Linked DNA regions of Homo sapiens: regions 1 and 2 are each linked to region 3. The links are chromatin loops, found by intact Hi-C in ENCODE. Cell type or tissue: OCI-LY7. All regions are shown on one strand.

Region 1 (8,000 bases), 79 kb before region 3:
ACAGACACGTGCAACTGAAAGTGATTACAGCTCAAGTTAGTGGAGAGCTCTCCCCAGTGACCCCAGGGCATAGAAGAAGGAGTGGTTTTTCTGCAGAAGGAAAAGGAGTTTGCCCATGAGCACGGTGGGAAGAGAGCTGTTGTTCCATCACAAGTAATGACATGAACAGAGTCACAGAGACCTGGGTGAGCAGCCTCATCCCTGTGCACGGTGGGGCAGGAAGGATGGGGGTTGGGGGATGGATCAGGGAAAGCTGAAGTTTTTCTTTGGAAACAGGGGAACTAGTAGAATCCTGTAAGTACATCAACTCTATGGCGAAGATTTTTCTGACAATGGGGTGGAAGTTTTGAGCTTATGTGGAAACATCATTTACCTCCACATAGTAATAATAATAATTACTAATATTATTATTAGCAATTATACTACTGTTGCTGAGCCTCCTGAGCATTGCATATGTATTATGTCATTTATCACCACAAAAAGCCCCTGAGGTGTCTACTATTATTACTGAGAGGCAGTAGAATTTAATTATTATGAATGCATGCTCTGAAGCTAGATTATTTGTGTTAAGGTCCTGGCTCCACATTTAGGCAAGTAGCTTAATCTCCCCATGACCTAGTTTTCTTATCTTTATAATGAGGTAATAAAAGTGTCAAGCTGATGAGGTTGTGGAAAGGATTTAATAAAATTCTACCTGTGAAATGTTTAAAATAATGTCTGTCCAATACATTGTGTTCAATGAAGGTTGCCTTTTATTGACCCATTTCACAGAGGAGAAAACTGAGGCTTGGGGAGAGGAGGTCACATTTCAAAGGTCACCTGGCCAGTAATTTGAAGGTTCTGGATTCAAACCCAGGAAGTCTCAACACAGAGCCCCATCTCTCTACCATCTAACAAGCCAGGTTTGGTTGCTAAAGTTGGGGCTTTCTCTGGCAAACTTTTGACATGCTTAACTCTGTTTCAAGGACTTTCTTTTTTAAATTAAAAAAAAAAAAAGTTAACAGACAGGATCTGGCTCTGTTGTCCAGGCAGGAGTGCAGTGGCTATTTATAGGAATGATCATGGCACACTGCAGCCTGGAACTCCTGAGCTCAAGTGATCTTCCCGTCTCAGCCTCCTGACTAGCTGGGACTGCAGGCATGCACCACCATGCCTGATTCAAGGACCTTCTTAAGTCATCGCCTGCCAAAAGGTCCAGCCAGAAGGGGATGAGGAAATGTACCTTTATTTGCTTATTGCTACCTAAAGTTACCATTAATTAATTAATGGATTTTATCAAACATTTATTCACTTATGGATATAGTTTCAATGTTTGCCACCTCCAAATCTCATGTTGAAATGTGATCTCCAATGTTGGAGGTGGGGCCTAGTGGGAGTGGGAGATGTTTGAATTACGTGGGCAGATCTCTCAAGAATGACTTGGTGTCCTCCCTGCAATAATGAGTTCACTGGAGATCTGGTTGTTTAAAGGAGCCTGGCATCTCCTCCTCTCCTTCTTGCTCCCGCTCTTGCCATGTGACACCACCTGCTCCACCTGCATCTTCTGCCATAATTGTAAGATTCCTGAGGCCCTCACCAGAAGCAGATGCCAGCAGCATGCTTATTGCACAGTCTGTAGAACCGTGAGCCAAATAAATCTCTGTTCTCTGTAAATCACCCAGTCTCAGGGAATCCTTTACGGCAATGCAAAGTGAACTAACACGCTTACTCATCCCCTAAGTGTTCAGCATCAAATTTTGTCATTTCACATAAATTATCTCAGATACTGTCCACCACCAAAACTGTCTGACTATTCCCATTTTCTAAGTGGGGACATTGATGCTCAGAGGAGTTAAATAACCTGTTCAAGGCCAGACAATTGCTATTGACATTGCAATGTCTACCCCACACCATCTGCAGGGGTGGGGCCTGATTAATGTGAGCTAGTCACAGAAATCACATCTCCATTTCCAGTGGGAGAATTCAGGCCTAAGCCAATTAGTGCAGAGCATCCTGCCAGCTGTAGGGATTAGTTCAGAAATGAGCGTACGTTTTGAATAAAAAAGGTGCAAGGGGAAATTTTCTGGGGCTTCTGCAGATATTGTCCTCTCTCTCTGGAGAAAGCATCAGCAGGAGCCAGTTTGATCCTCTGACATTGCTGTGTGTGGATATGAGTTCTGGGGATACTGCAGCCACCTCACAAGAAGCTTGTGCGTGACACTGGTGCAGCGGTGGGAATGGCCAGGAGCATCACAGAGACCACTGGATAAAGCCAATCCTGAAGCTTCCTGCTATGTGGGCCAACAGATGTCCTTATTGTTCCAACGGTCTGAGTAAGAATTTCTGCACAGTTCGCACAGCGCGGAATTTGGTTCCAAGTCCAAGTCCAAACTGGGGCTACTCCCCAATCCGTGCCTTCCTACCATGCACGGCTGCAGACTTGGTTCTTCTAGTTGTTTACCATCTGGCAGGAGGTTTTTGGCATTCTGTTGTAGTGGCAGATTTGGTCATCAGTCACAATGCCAAGCTGATGGTGGTTTGAGTCATTGCTTTTCTGTTGGCCTATTTCTTTCATAATAAATATGTATCGCTTAGATAATAAAAACAACAAAGGGGAAAATTCCATGTGAGGCAGAGGTAAACAAAAAAGCTCTGCTTTTAGGAGGCTTATATAAAGATCAAGCTGTATGATGTGTGTTGAGCATGCTTTAAAGAATGCCAAACTGGGTGGGGCCCAAGACAGATAAAAGACACTAAGCCTTTTATCATACCACTAGGCACCAGTGACTTTTGAGACCTGGCAATTAATTAGGAGGAGCTGGTTGTAGTTATTATCAAACCTCCCTAATTTCCCCAAGTGAATGGGTGAGGGCTGGGTTGAGGAGAGATGGGGGAGAGGTGGTAAGAATCCTCTGAAGCCCATTTCTGGAACCTTGGTTTCTCAGGATCGCCGCTTCCTTGGTGGATTTCCTTTCTGCTCTCCTCCAAGTGTCCCTTGTGAGACTCTGACTCCGTAGGACTGGCCCCAGCTAACCCTTTGTTGCTAAGGATGTATCATCTTGCTGGGCTTTACCAAGGGCGTTAATAAAACAGCTTCTATGATTATAGCCACACAAAGGTAGGCAAGGAAAAGACCCTAATTTGGAAAGCAGAAACCCACTCTGCAGCTGGAGCCCAACTCCTGACCTTCCCACCCCCAAAGGCATAGGATAAGATTCCTTTCCCCTAGCTGATTGGATTAATTTCAGCCTCACTGACAATTCCCCCCGTCCAGACTCATTTATCTACTGTTGTTTTTAACCTCAAAAAACGTCATGGCAACAAAGATCAGAGGAAAGATCACAGTGTCGAGTCAGAGAGACATATGCATTTGCATCCCACCTCTGCCTCTTGCTAGAACTCTGATTTTGAGAAGGTTGCTTGAGGTCAGCTCCCTCATCTGTAGGGGGTTGTGATGAAATAAATGATGTAATAGAAACCTTATAAATGCATGAAATTACTGAGGAATTTATGTGCTTCTGGAGGAATTATGGGGCGGGGAAGCAAGAGAGATGCCTTTATTTTCTCCCAGGAATGACAGTGGAAAGCAAGGAAGAGTGTTACAACTGAGGGAACAGACAGTGGAAGGCCTGGGGACAAATAAAGTCCAATATAGCTGGAACGTAGAATATGGGAAATAAATGAAGGCTTGAGATCTGAGGGTTCAAAGCCATATAAGGACTTAGCACATTATCCCAAGAGAAGGGAGGAGCCATTGAAGGGTTTTAAGCAAGGGAATAGCTTGACATGTGTTTTTAAAACTTTACTGTGCCTGTGTAGAGAATAGTTTGCAGGGGGTCAAGGCTGGAGCTGGCAGCCCAGTTAGGAGGCTGATGAACTAGTCCAGAGGATGGGTGGTGGCCTGAGCCAGAAAGACAAAAGTGGGATCGAGAAAAGTGGATGGCTGTGCCACTTGCTATGGCTTCAAGGAAGTTACTTAACCTCACTTAAGTTACTTAACCTTCACTGAGTTAAGTCTCACATTTTTCCCCATTGTTTATGGAGGACAGTAATAGTATGTGCATCCTAGAGTTTTTAGGGGATTAAACGAGAGAATGCATATACAGCGCATAGCACAGCATCTGCCACATCGTATGCGCTGGCAAGATGGAAGCGACTATTACCATTGTTAGTAGTGGAAGTCATGTTGGCAAATATCACAGGGCGCATTCGGGGCATGCTGCTTAAATGAATGAAATAAGTGAATAGACAGTGAGTGCCAGAAAAGGCCCTTTTCAAGACTGAAATCTTGTTTAAAAGGTATAAATAGTCCTGGTGAGGAAGGACAGAGAGAGGTAGGAAGGGTTGTTGTGTAAAGAGGTCAATGTGCTCTCTTGGTGAGCTCTTCTGAGAGTTAGGACACAAAGAGAATGTGTCCAAATGGTGAACAGGTGGGGCAAGCAGGCTGGAGTCCTTTTGAAGAGGGTCAGGAAACAAAAGCCTGCAAGCAGCACAGATGTGTGAAAAAGCTATTTTTAGTCTGGTACAAAAAGCCCACAGGAGAAGTACCACCCCTAACCGTAGTCCTCTTTGTCTCTGTCTTCTCTGCCAGGAAAATCAATCATCATGTCAGGAGGGCAGGTGTTAAAATTGGTCAGAGGAAATAAAAATCCAAGAGAAATGAAGATACAGTGAGAGAATGTCATGCTCTATTAAATGCATTCAAGTCTCGTTGCTCAGAGAAATGACATGTTAGGGTTCAACTCAAAATATAAATGTTTTGTTGTTTTTGTAGGTTTTAAAGGAATATATGCTCATTTTAAGACTCAAACTATCAATAGAAACTATTTTAAGCACCAACTATATGGCAGGAAGTAAGTCTAGAGCCTTATGTATATTTACGTCACTTAATTATCTTTTTTTTTTTTTTTTTTTGAGATGGAGTTTCACTCTTGTTGCCCAGGCTGGAGTGCAATGGCATGATCTCAGCTCACCACAACCTCTGCCTCCCAGGTTCAAGCAATTCTTCTGCCTCAGCCTCCTGAGTAGCTGGGATTACAGGCATGTGCCACCACGCCTGGCTAATTTTGTATTTTTAGTAGAGACGGGGTTTCTCCATGTTGGTCAGGCTGGTCTCGAACTCCCGACCTCAGGTGATCCACCCGCCTTGACCTCCCAAAGTGTTGGGATTACAGGCGTGAGCCACTGCACCCAGCCGTCATTTAATTATCACCCAAACTTGTGTGCATATTATCACTTACCCATTCTACAACTAATGAGCCCAAGACCAAGAGAGCTTAAGTGACTTGCCCAGAGTTGCACAGCTTGTTCTATGACCTGCTCATTTGGACAAGTTACTTAATCTCCCTATGCCTCAGTTGGTTCAACTGTTACAGAGGATAAGGACCCAACTGGTTGGGCTGACTTGAGTTTCAAATTCTCTCTCCCAGTAGACTGAAGTGTGCTTAGACATTAGAACCACACTCTCGTTCAAAATCTTCTTTTACAACTTACTAACTTTATGTCTTTGGGCAAGCCATATAGCCGTGTGCCTCAGCTCCTCTTCTGAAAACTAGGGATTTTCTTTTTTTTTTTTTTTGAGACGGAGTCTCGCTCTATCGCCCAGGCTGGAGTGCAGTGTTGCGATCTTGGCTCACTGCAAGCTCCGCCTCCCGGGTTCACGCCATTCTCCTGCCTCAGCCTCCCAAGTAGCTGGGATTACAGACACACAGCACCACGCCCAGCTAATTTTTCTATTTTTTTTTTTTAGTAGAGATGAGGTTTCACTATGTTGGTCAGGCTGGTCTCAAACTCCTGACCTCGTGATCCGCCTGCCTCAGCCTCCCAAAGTGCTGGGATTACAGGCGTGAGCCACCGCGCCCGGCCGAAAACTGGAGATCTTAATAGTGACAATGGGCTGTTGCAAGGATTAAATTAGCTAATAGAGGCTAAATGCTTATAATAGTACCTGCTCTCTCATAGCTAATAGCTGATATTAATATAATTGGTAGCAGTAGTATTTCTATCCTGTCTTGTTAGGACAACATAACTTATCCCAGCAAGGTTCATTAGAAGAAAAAGAACGGACTTCCCAGGGCAGGCAGATCTGTTCTGAGAATTCAAGGAGCTCACACCTGTGAAACACTCAGAATAGTGCCTGGAAAATAGTCATGCTTATGCCCATGTTTAGTTATTATTATCTATAAATTCCACAACACAGCTCTTAACTTCTATTTGCTACTTCTTCACACTGCATTATGCCTAAAAAAACTCATCATCCAGAGACAGATATTGTTGATAGTTTCTTGTGTATCTTCCCTTACTTTTGAAGCAACTGCATAAATGTGTTTCTATGCCAGGTTCACATTTAACTGAGTTAAACATAGTGGGTGTGAACTCTGGCATTGGCAGATAGTGGCTCTGTGGCCTTAGGGAGGTAATTTCACTTGCCTGAATCATAGTTTCCTTATCTGCAAAATGAGGATAATAATCTCATAGAGTGGTAGTGAGGACAAAACATACCATTTTAAGGCACTTAGAACAGAATCTTGTCACATAGGCTTGAAAAAGACTTAGTAATTTAAAACAGATGTTCTATGCAATGGCCAGAGTAATCCTTATAAATCAGATTGTGTTACTTTTCTGCTTAAACTCTGAAATTTTCTTATTGTATTTGGAATTAAATTCATATGCCTTACCTTGGTCTATGTGAAGGGTCTTGGTGTCCTGAAAAATGTTATTTTCATTTGCTACCTAGTTCAGAACTGAGGGAGATATAGATGAATGTTTGGTGTGTGTCGTTTACATCTGTGGGATAGTAGATATTACAAACTAAATTGTGCCTCTCACCCACCCAAATTAACATGTTGAAGTTCTGACCCCCCATTATGACCATATTTGGAAGTAGGGCCTTTAAAGCGCTCAAAAATATTCCAGTTGCAGTCCTAGCATATGCAGACATGAGAAGTGGGGGATATGAATTTTCCTACTAACAATCTCCAAGGCCAGGCCGGGCACAGTGGCTCACGGCTGTAATCCCAGCACTTTGGGAGGATGAGGAGGATGGATCACGAGGTCAGGAGTTCAAGACCAGCCTGGCTAAGATGGTGAAACCCATTCTCCATCGCTCCTGCCTGGGCGATAGAGTGAGACTACCTCTCAAAGAAAAAAAAAAAAAAGAATCTACAAGGCCATGAAGGAGAGGCCCTAATTCAATATGACTGGTGTCCCTCTAAAGAAGAGAAGAGGCCAGGCGAGGTGGCTCATGCCTGTAATCCCAGCACTTTGGGAGGTCAAGGCGGGGGAATCACGAAGTCAGGAGATGGAGACCATCCTGGCCAACATGGTGAAACCTCGTCTCTACTAAAAATAAAAAAAAATTAGCTGGGCATGGTGGCACACACCTGTAGTCCCAGCTACTCGGGACGCTGAGGCAGAAAAATTGCTTGAACTGGGAGGCGGCGGTTGCAGTGAGCCAACATTGCACCACTGCACTCCAGCCTGGCAACAGAGCAAGACTCTGTCTCAAAAAAAAAAAAAAAAAAAAGAGATACCAGGGATGCACCTATAGAGAAAAGGCCGTGTGAGAACACAGCATGAAAGTGACCATCTGTAAGACATAAAGAGAGGCCTCAGGAGAAACCAAACCTACTGACACCTCCATCGTGGACTTCCAGTCTCTAGAACTGTGAGCGAACAAACTTCTGTTGTTTAAGTCATGCAGTCTGTGGTATTTTGTTACGGCATCCCTAGAAAACTAATACACTAGGTGTCCTAGGACAGCACCCAAAAAACAATCTTATATTCCAGATGCCAGGCAAAGGTGGACATCGACGAGGGTGGACCTAGGGACTTAAACAATGGCAGGACACCGTCTTTCTCTCCATATTTCAGATCCATCCACCTTCTTTTCCCGCAGGAGCTCTGACTGCAGCAGGTCGATGGCGACTGGCACTCCTAACCCTCCATCCTTAACAGGGCGTTTTGCAAAAGGAGGGGAGATTTGCTGTTTTCCAGCCACCTAAGATCAAACCTTAAGGTAC
Region 2 (8,000 bases), 80 kb after region 3:
GACGGGTTTGGGAACATCATATGAGGCCAACCAACAGACTCCTGTCTGCTGATTTACTCCATGCTCCCTGTCCTTATACCTCACATTCATTTCACTCCCATTCAGGAAGCTGTAGAGAACAGTCTTGGAGTCAGAGGAAAAAAAAAAAAGAGTTTGATTTGTGGCTTCACCAATTACTCAATCTCACCAAGCCTCAGTTTCCTCGTCTAGTAAATAATATCTTCTCATGGCCAGTCACAGTGGTTCATGCCTGTAATCCCAGCACTTTGGGAGTCCGAAGCAGGTGGATCACTTGAGGCCAGGAGTTCGAGACCAGCCTGGCCAACATGGCAAAACCCTGTATCTAGTAAAAACACAAAAATTAGCCGGGTGTGGTGGCGTTCGCCTGTAATCCCAGCTACTCAGGAGGCTGAGGTACAAGAACTGCTGGAATCCGGGGAGGCAGAGGTTGCAGTGAGCTGAGATTGTGCTACTGCACTCCAGCCTGGGCGACAGAGGGGACCCTGTCTCAAAAGAAAACAAATAAAACCCCAAAAAATCCCTTCTCTCATGGGAGTCCTGTAAGCTACGGAAGCAACAAATTTAGCACTCAGCGCCCAAGGGCTCCATTAATGGTAGCTGCGATTGCTTAAAGATAGCTCTGAACAATATTAGAACGTTGAAGGCAGATCTGTTGTCAAAGGACAGGATTACATCAAAGTCTTCCATCAATTTCTTTCTGCTGAATTAGACATGGGTTATGTTCAAATAACTCAGAGTTAATGAAATTGTGAAGCTCAGAATTGCCTTTCGCTTACTACAAGATGCACTAGACTGCAGAAGGCATCACTTACGTAGGTTTTCCTGGGATTCGGGGGTCTGAGAGTGATCAGCCGATTGTGACCCAGTACCCAGGGACCACCAAGAAAACAGAGGCATTTCTCAGAGACTTCTAAGTGGAGCTTTTTACCTTGAGGCCGATTGCTAGGCCGCTGCACATAAAGAGGCCTCTATGCGCTCCCATTGCATTGGTGCTGGAATCAGTAGGGTGACGCAGTTTTCTATCACTTACGTAGAAGATGTTTCTGATCTTCTCAATATTAAATGTTGATCTTAACATTCATGGGGAAAGGAACCAAGTCACTTAGTTTTACCTAAGTATTATATAATCTTTGGGGAGGGTGAAGATTCAAAGCTGGAATATTAATGAGCTAGATTATGTGGACCCATACATAATGGCAAAATTCAAGAATTTTTTTTTTTTTGAGACGGGGTCTTGCTCTGTTGCCCAGGCTGGAGTTCAGTGGCGCGATCTCGGCTCACTGCAACCTCCGCCTTCTGGGCTGAGGCGATTCTCCTCTCAGCCTCCCGAGTAGCTGGGATTATAGGCATCTGCCACTGTGCCCGGCTATTTTTTGTATTTTTAGTAGAGATGGGGTTTCACCATGTTGGCCAGGCTGGTCTGGAACACCTGGCCTCAAGTGATTCGCCTGCCTCAGCCTCCCAAAGTGCTGGGATTACAGGCGTGAGCCACCATGCCCGGCCCGCAAAAGTCAAAAATTCTTACATCGCCGTTTTGATGTATCTTTTCTCCTTGCATATCTGAGAAACTAAAAAAACTATGAAGGTTCACATTTATATCCACACATAATAAACACGCATTCTAACACAAAAAGCATTTCAACTGAAACTGATGAATATCTTAATAGCTGTTAAAAAACTTTTTTTTTTTTTTTTTGAGATGGAGTCTCACTCTGTTGCCTAGGCTGGAGTGCATGGCGCGATCTTGGCTCATTGCAAGCTCCGTCCCCCGGGTTCTCACCATTCTCCTGCCTCAGCCTCCCAAGTAGCTGGGACTACTGGTGCCCGCCACCACGCCCGGCTAATTTTTTGTATTTTTAGTAGAGATGGGGTTTCACCATGTTAGCCAGGATGGTCTCGATCTCCTGACCTCGTGATCTGCCTGCCTCGGCCTCCCAAAGTGCTGGGATTACAGGCATGAGCCACCGCGCCCGGCCTAGTTGTTATAAAACTTTTAAGCAGGTAGAAAATAATCACTTTCATTGTCTGGTAATAAGGCGACTAAGTTAGTGACATATTATAGTACACATTGCCTTAGGGACCCACATATTGAATCATCTCAGAAATGTATACATGTGGATGGTAAACCTTCTGAATCTGGCTTTTTAGCACTACTTGCCATAAAATTTTGTCACATAATATGCTATATAACATTAATAAACTCAAAAAATTACATATGCATACAGACATATGCATAGCCTTGTGTATGCATGTTTATTTTTCATTCAAAACACTGAACTAACAAAACAACTTCTGAATTTAACCCTTGTATTTTGGTTATACAAGACAATGTTATGTTTTAAAAAAATACACACTAAAGTATTTAAATTTAAAGGGGCATGGTATCTACAATTCATTTTCAAATGTTTGAGGAAAAAAACTATGAAGAGTATGTGGCAAAATGTTAACAAATGGTTAATCTAAATGTAAGGGATAAAGTTATTTGTATTATCCTTGCAATTTTCCTGTTAGTTTTCAAACTTACAGTTTCAAAAATAAATGAAACTAAAACAAAACTAAAACCGTTTCTGTGAAAGTCTTAAGGTGAAACCAGCCTTGGCATTATCTGTTTACTTTTCTGCTGTCTAATGAATTGCACTTACATGAAAGTAGACTGTACCTGGTTCACTGTTGCATTCATAATGTCCACCAATGAGTAGATGCTCAATACATTACTTGTGGAATTCAGAAAAAAATGATAAAAAGTGCAGTGAAATTACTGATGTCACTAGAGCCCTTATTTTCTTTCTTCAGCACCACTTACCCAGGAATCTGTCAAAGCTTTGCTCTCAGTGAGCCCTGTCAATCATTTCATGACATTGTCCTGGCCTCATTGATCAGATGGCCTTGGTACGACACCTTGGGAAACACTTTCCCAGAACTGCCTGACATTTTTTCATTCCAGAAGACATTATCTCTTAAGACTATATTAACCTGAGCCACCGGTGGCTCACGCCTGTAATCCCAGCACTTTGGGAGGCCGAGGTGGGCGGATCATGAGGTCAGGAGATCGAGACCATCCTGGCTAAAACGGTGAAACCCTGTCTCTACTAAAAATACAAAAAATTAGGTGGGCGTGGTGGCGGGCGCCTGTAGTCCCAGCTACTCGGGAGGCTGAGGCAGGAGAATGGTGTGAACCTGGGAAGCAGAGCTTGCAGTGAGCCGAGATCGCGCCACTACACTCCAGCCTGGGTGACAGAGCAAGACTCTGTCTCAAAAAAAAAAAAAAAAGACTATACGAATGTGTTACAACAAACCAATGACCAAATCCATTAAATATTCACAGTCAGAAACCCCACATTTTTGTGGCACCCCCATTACCTCCTTTTGGATATCACCAGTTATTTCTTGAAATTAAAGGACACTTCTTAAAAGGAGTTTTGTTAAATGAATGGAAACAAAGATCATGGTATATCCGACATTAGATCCTATGGGTCTGAAACCTCTTAGAATGCATATGGCAGATAAGTGACATTTCATAAACTTGAATGGCACTAAGCTGAATAATAAACCCTTAGGGTTAAAAAAAATGAGGAAAACGAAGTATATGAAGTACATGAAGATACGACTGTACAAGCCTCGCAGCTAAGCTGATTTCAGTATTGTATGGGAAGGCAGTAGCACATTTTAGTGGAAAGACAGGGGTTTTTGAAGCCAGCCAGATTTTGGTTCAAATTCTGGCATTCCATTAGCAGCCTGTGTGGTCTTGGGCAAGTCACATTAATTTCTCTGGGAGCTAGTTTTATTAGCTAAATAATGGGGATAATAATACCTCCCTTATTTTATAACATAGCTGTGAGGATCCATCATTGCCAACTACCATAGAAGTCTTGGTTCAATAAAGGGTAGTTCTTATTATCTCTACCAAGAGTGTGAAGGAGCTGTGTCTGAGAGGGGATTTGAATCACATTTCTTTCACTAACACAGAGCTCCCTAAAGGCCTGGTGACCACAAATGAAGCCTTAACTCAAAGACAGTAGAGTCTTTGAAAGGAACAGAATTAAAGTAGGGTCTGTCCTTTCATGATGGGGCACAAAGAGGCTATTAGTCAACTCAGCAAATATGTGCTCTGTAAATCAGCTCAACACATTCAGAGAGATCACTCTGAAGCAGCATGCTAAGTCAGGGTACAAGGGAGAGCTTAAAACTTAGTGTCTCTACCTGAGCCATGTAATCTAAGAAACAACCCAGGAGAAGCATTCAGAGAATCAATTACTATCCCCTAGAGTGGAACCCAGCTGTCTGAATATGATTATAGATCACCCAGGTCTATTTCAAATTAATTTTCAGGAAGTCCATGAGCATAGCAAGATTTGGCATATTTTAGGAGATTGCTGTCTGGACTGTGTGTGTTATTGGATGGATGTTGAAGGAAGAAGACTAGAAATCCAAGAATCTTCCTACATAGGTTCAAATTCTCTTGTCTGTCACTGTTTCATATCTGTTTCCTTCTTATTGGGAAAGGAAGTAGCATTGCAGGTTATGTGCCTTTGGATTCAAAGAAGTAGGATTTGATTTAAATTCTAGGTCTGCCATATATTAACCATGTGAATTTGGAGGAGTTACTTAATTACACAGAATGCATTCAGGTTCCCCAAGTAGAAATGTTAATATCCACTTTGCAGTTTTGCTCCAAGGGTTCGGTGAACTCATGCCTGCCAAAGGCTTCTGCACATAGTGGTTACTGAAAACATCTCAGTTCCCCTCCACACTGACTGTTAAGGGGACCAAATGAGGGAACCTTGTCCTTCCTCTCAACTGAAAGCCAAGATTAGTATTGGCTTATTTAAGCATGAAAACATCTGTGTGACACATTTAAAGGCCTGTTTTACCCCCCAGGGAATTGATGCAAAGAAATCAACATCTTTTGCAATTACCTCTGCCCAAATGGCTACAGCTCCCCACACATAAGCTGGGGCTGGCAGTGAACTGCTGCTCCCAGTGTAAGTTCTGGGAATGCAGGCTGCTGGCTCTGCGGACCTCAGCCTCCATTGGGTTGGCAGCCTCTCTGTTGAAGTTGGGCATCCGCCAATGTCTGAGCTCCAGCCTTCAGTGAGATTGGCTTACAGTGTAAGGCACCTGTCTTTGGGGAAATAGGATTTTCTCCTGTTGGTGTGAAGTATCAGTTTCTGGCCTTAATAAATTCACTGTACGTGAAGGTACATCATCTTCTAGTTTATGCCTATTGTGTAAAAATAATTAGCACCTTTCATTCTCAGAAGTGACCCGATTTAGATGACAAATTACATGGTCACCAGCTACGCCCATAAAAATGCAAGTGAAAGCAAGGTGGCTGGGCATGAGTCAGGGGCCAAGCAAAATTTTAAAAATAAAAAGGCTTTAGGGAATTAAAAATGGATTTTTAACATTGAGGAACCAGTGCTACCATCAGGTTTTCACTTGGCTCAAGTAGCTGGTAATGATTAATTCAAAACCTGTATCGGTATGTGTACATCTCCTAACAGTGGTCCTCTCTAGGGAAGGAGGAGAAATTAGTGAGTGCCTCTGTATCTGTGTATCTGTCTGTGTGTGCTTGTGTGTACACAGGGGAGAGAGAAAGTCAATGATATGCTGCTGGTAAATATTTAACAACTAGCTCTTGGGGATGGGGACAGAGGAATCACTGAACGTGGAAACTGGAAATATGCCCAAAAAGGCCTTGTGAGCATGTAGAAGCTGGCCTGGCACACCACTGAACAAATTGGACTTTGACATGTACTTTCAAAATTTTTGTTCTGCTTTATACATATATGTCACTTTTTATTTATAAATGCTTTGTATATAGGCTATATACTTGTATGCTCTGTCTACATATATATTTACATACATACATAAGCCTAGCTAGATCTATGCAAAAATTAGTCCTAATGGTAATTTTCCTAATTCTTGTATAAATTTCCGTGTAACATCCACTTGAGCATGTAACATCGTGAGTGATCTCACAAACCGGATTGCTATAGGGTCCCACATGACTACCAGGCCCAAGGATGGGATGTTCCCTTTACAATTGATTACCAGGATTTACCCTCCTAGCCCACATCTGGTAGAAGACAACATCTGGCTCCAGTGTTGAGAAAGATGCGGAATGGAAAACTTGAAGATGGTTTGAGTTAGAGACAGAGTGGGATCTAACTTCAGGCAAAAGGGGAAAAAAAAGGCTAAAGTTCAAATGATGAGAAAAATAGAATGGGGGAACAGAAAGTGTGAAGTTGCTGTTTATCCACTGCAATTTAGCTCTCTATGTCAAGGTGTGTCTCAGTAGCTTCCTGCAAGAGTGGGAGGGGAATGGGGAAGAAACAGTCTGTACTTTCATTTATTAAATGCAGCTTTCGCTGGTCACATTGCAACTCAATACAAACAGCCCAGCAGAGGGTAGGGCATTAACTCTTGTTCTCATCAATGTAAACACAATATTAATATTGAAGATTAAAGAAAATGGGTAAAAAGTCCAGTGTCTCCTCAATCTGTGTGAAGGTGAAGGTGGTTGCCTACCCTTGGACAGGTCCCAAAGGGAGACTGAGGTTGTCACCTCTTCCCATCCACAGTGAAGCAGGCAAGAACCAGAGGAACCCAATCACTTTCTTCCTGTAGGTCTCCAGATGGATACGTGAATCTTCAGAACTGGGCTTTCATGAATTATGAAAGTTCTTCGAAAGGCCTGAGAGGTTCGTACCTTGTGTGTGCACTGAAGTAGTTCCTTCAAAGCCCTTTCCCATGAATCAGTCACTGCCAATAGAAAATGTGACCGGTGTAAAACAGCCAGCCCTCGTAATTCCGCAGTCCCCATCGCTATAGCCCCTGGATTCTGGAGAGTAGGGAGTTCAAAGTCACGGGAGCCTCGGTGATCATCCTGAAGGAAGCTGCCCATGTTTAAATATCGGCCGAAGATGCTTGACCTCCTTCCTGGGCCACTGCTGATAGAGGGTGGTTGGTAGAGGCAGCTGATTTTCCTTTAGAGCCTCAAAGGATCAGATTTTCTATTTTGGATTGCCAGCCCCAAAAATAAACAAAACCCCCAAAGAAAAACAAAACAAAACAGGAGTGACTTTGGGGATAAGGAAACCCATCAACCCCACCTCCAGGACCCTCTGGTTACAATGTCCCCATTGGGTTTTTCCAAGTGGTTGGTTTAGATCATCGGTTTGCCCTCCGTTTGAATGCCCAGCTACATTGCAGGGCAAAGGGGAAAGTTTTCACTTAATAAAGACAATTTCACTTCTATTTCCTGGGACGAATAACCCCTAGAACCCTGACTTCCCTTTCTCCCCAGTTATGATGGGAAGCATAATTATTAAAAAGCATCCAGAACATCCTAAAGCCCTGCCCTGATCTTGTGGCTTTGCAGTAAGATGATAACCCTTTTACTCCCTGTCACCCCTTGATTTCCCATTCTTGAAGAGACTCATCTAGGTGGGCTGCATAGCTAACCTCTGGGAATGCAGGGTTGTGGGGCAGAGAGGGACTGGCTGGATCCTTGTCCAAGGTCTCTGTAGTGAGGGCAGCTTGGCTGGGCCAAAGAGATAAATAAAAACAAACCGAAAAAGCATGGCTCAATTTTGAATTTGAAGGCCGGGCCCCAAACAGCGAGTGGCACTTCCCCTACAGCATGTCTCCCCCTAGTGGTGGGCTTCTTGGTGCTAGCTGTTGTTCTCGGCTGTGAGATATTTCAGGGCAGCAAAGCCGTAGCGGCGGGACATGTCCTGCTGAAACTCTTCCTTGAGGGTTTTGAGACAGATGCGGTATTGCTTGTTGGAACGGAACTTGGTAATGTCGAAGCTGGGGGCATGAGGCATGTGGATCATGTAGGCGTTGGGCAGCACAATGAACTCATACTCCTGGAAGAAGACAAGAGCAGCGTGAGAACCCGCAAGAGCCGAGGGTCATGCATGATGAAGGCCCAAGCGAATGATTGAATGGCTAGTGAATGAATGACTTGATAA
Region 3 (8,000 bases):
CCCACGACTGGGTATAAATTCAAAGGAAATGAAACCGATTTGTTGAGGAAGTATTTGGTCCTCCATGTTCATTGCAGCATCACTCACAGTAGTCAAGATATGGAATCAAACTACGTGCACATCAATGAATAAGCTCAATAAAGAAAATGTGGTATATGTACATAATGAATACTATCCAGCTTTTAAAAAGAAGGAAATCCTGTCATTTGTGACATGTACAAACTTGGAGAACATTATGTGAAGTGAAATAAGCCAGAAATAGAAAGACAAATACTGCATGATCTCACTTATATGTGGAATCTAAATAAGTTGAACTCATAGAAGCAGAGAGTAGAATTGTAGTTACCAGTGCTCAGGGATGGGAGTGAGGTGGGATGGGGTGGGGAAATGTTAGTAGAAGAATAGCAAATTTTAGTTACATAAGGGAAATAAGTTCAAGAGATCCATTGTACAACATGGTGACTATAATTAATAATGATGCACTGTAGTCTTAAGAATCACTAAGAGGAGGCCGGGCGCGATGGCTCACGCCTATAATCCCAGCACTTTGGGAGGCCGAGGCAGGCAGATCACGGGGTCAGGAGATTGAGACCATCCTGGCTAACACAGTGAAATCCTGTCTCTACGAAACAAAATACAAAAAAAAATTAGCCGGGCATGGTGGCGGGTGCCTGTAGTCCCAGCCACTCGGGAGGCTGAGGCAGAAGAATGGCGTAAACCCAGGAGGTGGAGTTTGCAGTGAGCTGAGATCGCACCACTGCACTCTCCTGGGCAACAGAGTGAGACTCCGTCTCAAAAAAAAAAAAAAAAAAAAAAAAAAAAAAAAAAAAAAATCACTAAGAGGATAGATTTCAAGTGTTCTCCCACAAAAAAATAGTGTGTGCGGTAATGTCTATATTAATTAGCTTGATTTAGCCATTCCACAACGTATGCATATTTCAAAACATCATATTGTATATAATAAACATACTCAACTTATATGCATCAATTAAAAATTTTTTCCAAAAAAGAAAATGTTTTTGCTGATAATAATTAAATAATAAATAAATAAATAAATACTCTTGTTCATAAGTCACCCATCCTATGGTATTTTGTTATAGCAATCCAGACAGACTAAGACACGAAATTAACGAGAAACTCTTACTGGACACTAATGGAGACAGGATGCATAATTCACGAACCCACCATGTTGCTGAGGCCCAATCTGCTCATTTTGAACCGGGTCAATTCTATCCCAACAAATAAGGAGGGGCAGGTACAACACAGGTCCATCATTAAGGGGAAATGGGATACAGAAGACTGAGCTCACACCGGGCCTGCTGCAAATGCTACTCAACAATAGGCAGCCTCTTGTGGCATCCAATAGAGGATGCATGACTCATATCATCCTCAAGCTGCTGGGCTGAGAGAACATTACAAAGAGTAGCTAAAGCAACAACTAAGGTGGGGGTCACTGCAGGGCACCTTCAATGGCTGAACAATGAGGTTGACTAAAGCCATCTGGACTCTAAATACAAGCACACAGCAGAAGGGAACCAGGCACTGAATCACTTGCTTAGATATAATGACAATTGGAGCTGGAGGAGTTGCCAGTCTCATTCTCATGGGAGTCCTATTGCCCACACTCATACTCTGAACTACCCTATATGATAGCTGGACCACTGCCAATTTGGATCTCATGTGAGGGGATCTGCCTGCTTTGAGTTTCTTGACTTCCAGGAAGGCACTTGCAGGAGGTTGTGGGACAAGGGCATCTCTCTATTGCCTGTCAGCAGTAACCTATAAAATAGGCGCAGTCATGGGCTATGTCAAGGTGGTCGCCAACATTGTCCACCCAATGGGCTTCAGTGATCGTGGACACAAGGTGTGGGCACTCTCAGCCAGGGTTGGGTGCCCAGTAAAGTTATGATCCCTGGGCAGAGCCAGAAAGACTAGGCAATACAGGCCAGTCAGGCAACCCCCATATTGATGGTTTAAGAGCATCTGAGATCCCAAGAGGTCCACAAAGCTGGAAAGAGTGGGAATATTAACCTTTCTTCTCATTTCTACAGTAGCCGTTGGTGTGCCTCACAGGACAACATCCTGATAAGAATTAGCACAGCCATGCCAAGAGGAGGCAAATGCATACAATGCTGGCTTTGTCGTCCCAGAATGAAGTCCCCCATGCTCCCATTGTAATGGCTTGGCCAGTACACAGTGACTTGGATTTTCCTCAAGACAAACAAACTCACTAAATTCCCTAGTCAAGGTGGTGATGGATGACTAAATCATCCTCAGTTATCTGATGGTGGAAAAATCTTGGACATTCTGCCTTTTTCTTTCTGAGTTTCTTGATTCACACACACACACACGCACATACACACACTCACGATACTCACTCTTTTTATTGCGCTGCTTTCTAGTTGAAAGAAGGGATAACCACATGACCTCTACTTCCCTAACTAGAGAAAGGATCTCCAAGATTAACAGATCTTTGTAAAATTTGTGAGTGGTTCCAATAATGAAGACTGCCACATGATTCCCCATATGGAGGTTGTAAGGATGGAGGACAAGCCCCATTGCTGCTGGCATGTGGGAAAGAGCATTGTGGAAATGGAGTGGTGAGATGGTCAGCTGGGAAGAGAGGGCACAGACTGTTCCATCAGTTTTCCACACATTCACAGAAGCAAGGAATATTCATCGCAATATGCCCCAGATCCAGAGTTAGGAGTCGAAGGTAAACAAGTATGAGGAGGTAACAGTATCGCAGGGAGAGGGCACAGCAAGGACAGCCAGGCTTGCTGCATCTAAGCTTTTGATACCAGAATTCACAAGAAGTTGTCCAAAGGGACAAAGGGCAACCCCAGGGAATAGCCAGGCTAGTTCATCTGTCTACACTACTGGGATTATCCATGCTCATACTTTTATGAGATAATTAATATTTAAAACTGACTTGAATTAGCAGTAAGCAATGAGAATAGATGTGTAGCTTGGTTAGTATTTTTCAGCTCTGCAGTGATAGCACTGTATAAACAAAACATTTTTTTTTTTAGCAGCAGCTCAATAGTGCTGGGGGGATTATGTAGAGAATTGGGAAAGTAAGATTTGCTCTTAATACCAGGTCTTCTTGGAGACTGGGAAGAGTACTGTTACTCCCCAGCCTTCTTAATTTCCATAGAGTACATAAAAAGAACAGAGTTTGAATATTTCCTTCTTCAGACTTTAATTCCTATGGCTTAGACTACAGCCAGACCACGTCCTCCTTCTCCAGCTGCAATACAGCTCCTTCTGCAGCTGCAATACCACTCCAGCTGCAATATGGCGGTTCCTGCTCATAGCCATCCTTGGCCACAGCATGTTTATTTCTCATATGGATGCCATTCCTCATAATACCCACATTTGCACAGCTCTGAAACAGCTCAAATTCAAAACCAAAGTGGTACACACTAGGGATGGTACAGGTGAATCCTTCACCAGAGAAATGGAAATGGAACTGAGTATTATAAAGGGCTTCCTTGAAGACAATGGGCTAGAAGGGCACTGGGAGGGGTCCGATCAGTTTCACCACAAATGCAGATCTTGGTGGGGATGAACGTTTTTCAATATCTCCTTCTACTGCTCTTGGTCTTTGTTCTCCATAGAAACCAGGGATTCCTAGACTCCAAAATAAGCAGAAGGTAGAAATAGTTGACTTTGAAATCATGCATTTTATACTCAATGCATTTCTCCCTTCACTGCTACTTTCTCTTTTCTAGTCAAGGCTCAACTTAAGCATCTTGTATCCTGGGAAATCTTTTTTTGCCTTTCCCATATTCGGTAAAACTCTCTCCTCTGCACCCTGGTAATAGCAGCACCTTGTGCTAAGTTTTATCACAGCCCTTAGCATTATGAATTGTAATTTTTCTTTTTAAACACCTGTTTCCTTGACTAGGCTGTGAGTCTGTGTTTTCTTCAATGTGGTATCTTAAGCACTCTCACAGTGTGTAGCATAGTTGACAGTTTATGTATGTTTGCTGAATGAATTATTGAATACATTCATAAGATGTTTTTTCAATATTATTTTACACAACTGCCCATAGGGTTTCATTACATAAAATAGAGAGTTAAAGATGAATATTGGGATATGATGATGGAAACAGATACAGTTATGTAAAAAGTACATTCTGCTACAACTAAAAAAGAATTTAAACAGCAGTTCCTAAATTTACTTATTATTAGAACCATTGACAGAGACAGTAAAAATAAAATCGCATCTTGGCTATTCTCTGGCTTTTCTGAATCAGAATCTCTGGAGCGGTGCGCCCAGGAACTAACATGTTTAATGAGGTCCCTGTTTAGCAAAGCCCATAGGTCAGTCTGATGCACAACCAGGTTCAAGAATCCCTGTGTTTGAAATAATGTCATTGGTTTTCAAAGGGGCTTCGTGGTGAGATCAGATAAATTTAGAACTAAAAGGAGACCTCAGATTCCTAGTCCGTGGTTTCACCCATAATACCACTCTGCCCCCAGAGTTACAGGTGCTGTTGAAATGTTGGCCAGTGGTGCTGGCAAGGTGAGCACAGACATGAGTGTAACTCTGTGAGTGCCACAACATAATCTACAGGGTTTCTAGAAGGGTCATGTAGGCATTGGTGAGTGGCCCTTTCAGCGTCCATGTTTCTTTGTCCAAAATACATTACAGGAACTAAAATATTTAAAATCATAAAAATTTAAAATTGAACAGAACCAACCATGGAAACATATTTCTTATGATGTGTTCACTAAGCACATTAATCATAGATTTTCCCCACTAGTGTATCAACACAGACTGAATCCTTAAACCTTTTAGAACTGGGCTCTTATATGACTTCAAGCATAATCAGAAATATTTTTCTGAAGATTCTTATATGAAAACTGAACATTAAGCATATCTAAATATACTTCTTATTTTCCAACCCTGGATTAAGGGTCAAACTAGAAATCTTTTCATTTTCTCTTCTGATTTTAAGAAAACTACCTTAAAAACTAATCTTAGTATCTATTGTTTATGAAAGGCAAGTGCAGTGACTACATAAAATTTTGTGGAAGAGTTTTACATATCATTAAGAGTATCATCAGTAAAAGGAATTATTATTTGCCCTTTTAGAGGTGAAGGAACTGAGACATCCGAAAGGTGTTTTGATGAATATCTCACTTGTGTGTTAACTCAACCCTCAAATCTCCTTGATGCTTTATTGGAACCACTGCCTATTAAAAGAACTTTCTTCATAATCACCATCCCAGGTGTGAGGTGGCATCTCACTGTGGCTTTGATTTGCATTTCCCAGATGATTAGTGATGCTGAGCATTTTTTTCACAAACCTGTTGGCCATTTGTGTGTCTTCGTTTGAGAAATGTCTTTTCAGTTCTTCTCCCCTTAAAAAAAAATCTGGTTGTTTACTTGCTATTGAATTGTATGAATTTCTTACATAGTTTGGATATAAACCTCTCATCAGATGTACAGTTAACAAATATTTTCTTCCATTCCATGGGTTGTCTCTTTGCCCTGTTAATTATTTCCTTTACTATGCATAAGCTTTTTAGTTTGATGAAACCCTATTTGTCTATTTTTGCTTTTGTGGCCTGTGCTTTTGGGGTCATATTCAAAAAATCTTTCCCCAGATTAATGTCAAGAGGCTTTTTCTCTGTTTTCTTCTAGTGGTTTTACGGTTTCAGGTCTTACATTTAAGACCTTAATTCATTCTGAGCTGATTTTTGTGTATGGGGTGAGATAAGAGTCCAATTACATTCTTCATGTGTGGATAATCAGTTTTCCCAACACCATTTATTGAAGAAATTGTACTTTCCTCAATGTGTGTTCTTGGTATCTTTGTCGAAGATCAATTAACTAATAAATTAACATTTTGAAGTTGCATTTTAATTTTTCCATTGTCCTACTTTTCATTTTATTTGTTTTTATTTTTCACATATAACTTTATTCTGATTCTGTTTATGATGTGTGTGTGTGTATGTGTATGTGTGTGTGTAATACTCTGGATGCAATGAGGAAAAAAGAATAAAGAGGGAGAGACTGAGAGAGAAGAGTGTGGGTAGACAAAGGAATGAAAAAAGTATAGTTTAGTTAATTTCTGGATATTTTAACCTAAATCACTAAGTACAACCCATTTTATTACTTTTTAAAAATATTATAATCAGTGAAAAAGCAAGAGAGTTTAAGGAACGAATGGGCAGGAAACCATTCAAAGAATATTGAGAAAAGCAAAAAGAGAGACAGTAAAGAAATCAAAGGAAGAAATGATAAAATAGGAACATCACAGCAAATCACATATGAGTAGAGTGATAAAGAAAGAAGCAGAGATAGATATAAGAAATCAGGAAGATAATCAGAATGCATTAATGTGCTATACAGTGCATTACACATCTGGTTAACATAATATGGATGTCGGCCGGGCACGGTGGCTCATGCCTGTAATCCCAGCACTTTGGGAGGTCAGGCATGAGGTGGGCAGATCACTTGAGGCCAGAAGTTCAAGACCAGCCTGGGCAACATAGTGAAACCCCATCTCTACTAAAAATATAAAAATCAGCTAGGTGTGGTGGTGCATGCCTGTAATCCCAGCTACTCAGGAGGCTGAAGCATGAGAATTGCTTGAACCCGGAAGGCAGAGGTTACAGTGAGCTGAGATCTTGCCATTGCACTCCAGCCTGGGTGACAGAGTGAGACTATAAAAAGTAATTTATATATATATGTGTTCATATGTTTTATATATATTGTTTTTATATATTATATATAATGTTTTATATATTATATATGTTTTATATATTATATATGTTATATATATTAAATATGTTATAGATTATGTTTTATATGTTATATATGTTTATATTTTATATATAATTTTACATATATATAAAAACATAGATGTCACATTATTAAAACAATATATTATTTAACAAAATATGATAAATTTTATACTGTCTGCATTATTCATGTCATAAATTTTTATACTTACTTTTTATAATTCACAGTTATTTACATAAAGACTAAAAGAGAATTGGCCCCAATTTGACTTCTTCTGTTTCAAAATCTATGGTATAGCTAAATGAAATATGTTTCTTTGTCCAAAGTTATGGTGAAATTGTTTCCTGGGGTTGTTATGGGCATAAATTAATTGCAGAAGAAAGTGCTTTGAAAAGAGTTCTAAACAAAGATAAATGGCTTATTTTATTGCAATCGTCCTTAACATATAAACTTACCTGAGACTTGCACGGCATGAACTCTTAGTCATTCCTCAGATATCCAGACTTAAGGACAGAAGGTCATTTGCCAAGTTTTTTTTAGCTGTCATTTTCCTATCCCATCAATTTGATTTTCAAGGTTTAGAGATGGAGAGTTTATTCAATTGATTAAATTTTGGATTTTAGTCTCTTCTGAGCCTAATGTCTGGGTTATATGAAATATTTTTAGTATAGATATTAAGAGAAGTTGACATTGAATGTTAAGAACTTCTGTCCATCCACTTCTTGCAGTCTCTACTAAGATTAAGGGTCAAAACTGGGCCTTGGAAGTAGACAAAGTTTGGTTTGTTGCTTCTTCTCTGGCCTCTTCTCAAGCCCCACCCTGCAGGCCACATTCTTGAGATGCCAGGGACACGGAATGATAGTGCTGGAAGACTCCTAAACTTCCATATTCCAACTGCGTAATCTTACAGAAAGGGGAATAGAGAGCCAGAGTGAAGGAGTGACTTTTGCCAGACCAGTCAGCATTACACCTAGGTTGATAGAAAGAGTGCTTCTCTTGACTCTCAGCCCAGAGTCTTAACCATCTGCTATTCCCCAAATCTCTAGACAACTCATTGCTCCGATATTTTAACTACCCTGTCAACACCCTAAAGTTGCCCAAGGTTTTTCAGCTTGCTAAGGGGATAATACATTAAAGGAATAAATTAACCAACTATTTATTTTTTAAAATCTGTGTTCAAGCATTTATCAGGAAGTGGTGTAGTATATGTGCCTGTATCAAGTTATTAGAACCGTCATAT

The links. Hi-C counts contacts between places; a loop is a spot of excess contacts. Peaks named below come from ENCODE experiments on the same cell type or tissue, not always from the same donor. Only the 100,000 strongest peaks of a DNase experiment are listed, where the experiment ranks them.
Region 1: it touches region 3 in a loop (8-fold over the local background); 3 of 110 quality-filtered maps call a loop at or near these places.
Region 2: it touches region 3 in a loop (9-fold over the local background); 3 of 110 quality-filtered maps call a loop at or near these places.

Annotation. Positions count from the first base shown.
Region 1 is chr22:33,108,332-33,116,331 of GRCh38, forward strand. It overlaps LINC01640 (long intergenic non-protein coding RNA 1640), which reads left to right and starts at 198. Exons shown (of 4, transcript NR_134617.1): 1 at 198-294; 2 at 772-902; 3 at 2,078-2,312; 4 at 7,877-7,963. It also overlaps a transcript of LARGE1 not described here. RefSeq lists an enhancer at 1,908-3,107. In OCI-LY7, no CTCF peak of the experiment used is centred here; DNase peaks (open chromatin) are centred at 3,340 and 4,490; H3K4me3 peaks cover 1,086 bases; H3K27ac peaks cover 4,018 bases.
Region 2 is chr22:33,266,730-33,274,729 of GRCh38, forward strand. LARGE1 (LARGE xylosyl- and glucuronyltransferase 1) reads right to left here. Exons shown (of 15, transcript NM_133642.5): 15 at 5,780-7,895. The coding sequence ends at 7,698. Among named protein-coding and RNA genes, the nearest start is that of LARGE1-AS2, 110 kb to the left of the region's middle. In OCI-LY7, CTCF peaks have their summits at 4,966, 5,167, 7,688 (motif pointing left), 7,901 and 2 weaker places; DNase peaks (open chromatin) are centred at 4,112, 4,832, 6,332 and 7,672; H3K4me3 peaks cover 4,038 bases; H3K27ac peaks cover 5,921 bases.
Region 3 is chr22:33,187,128-33,195,127 of GRCh38, forward strand. It overlaps a transcript of LARGE1 not described here. Among named protein-coding and RNA genes, the nearest start is that of LARGE1-AS2, 27 kb to the left of the region's middle. In OCI-LY7, a CTCF peak has its summit at 4,659; DNase peaks (open chromatin) are centred at 3,274, 4,484, 5,254, 5,614 and 2 weaker places; H3K4me3 peaks cover 3,350 bases; H3K27ac peaks cover 5,379 bases.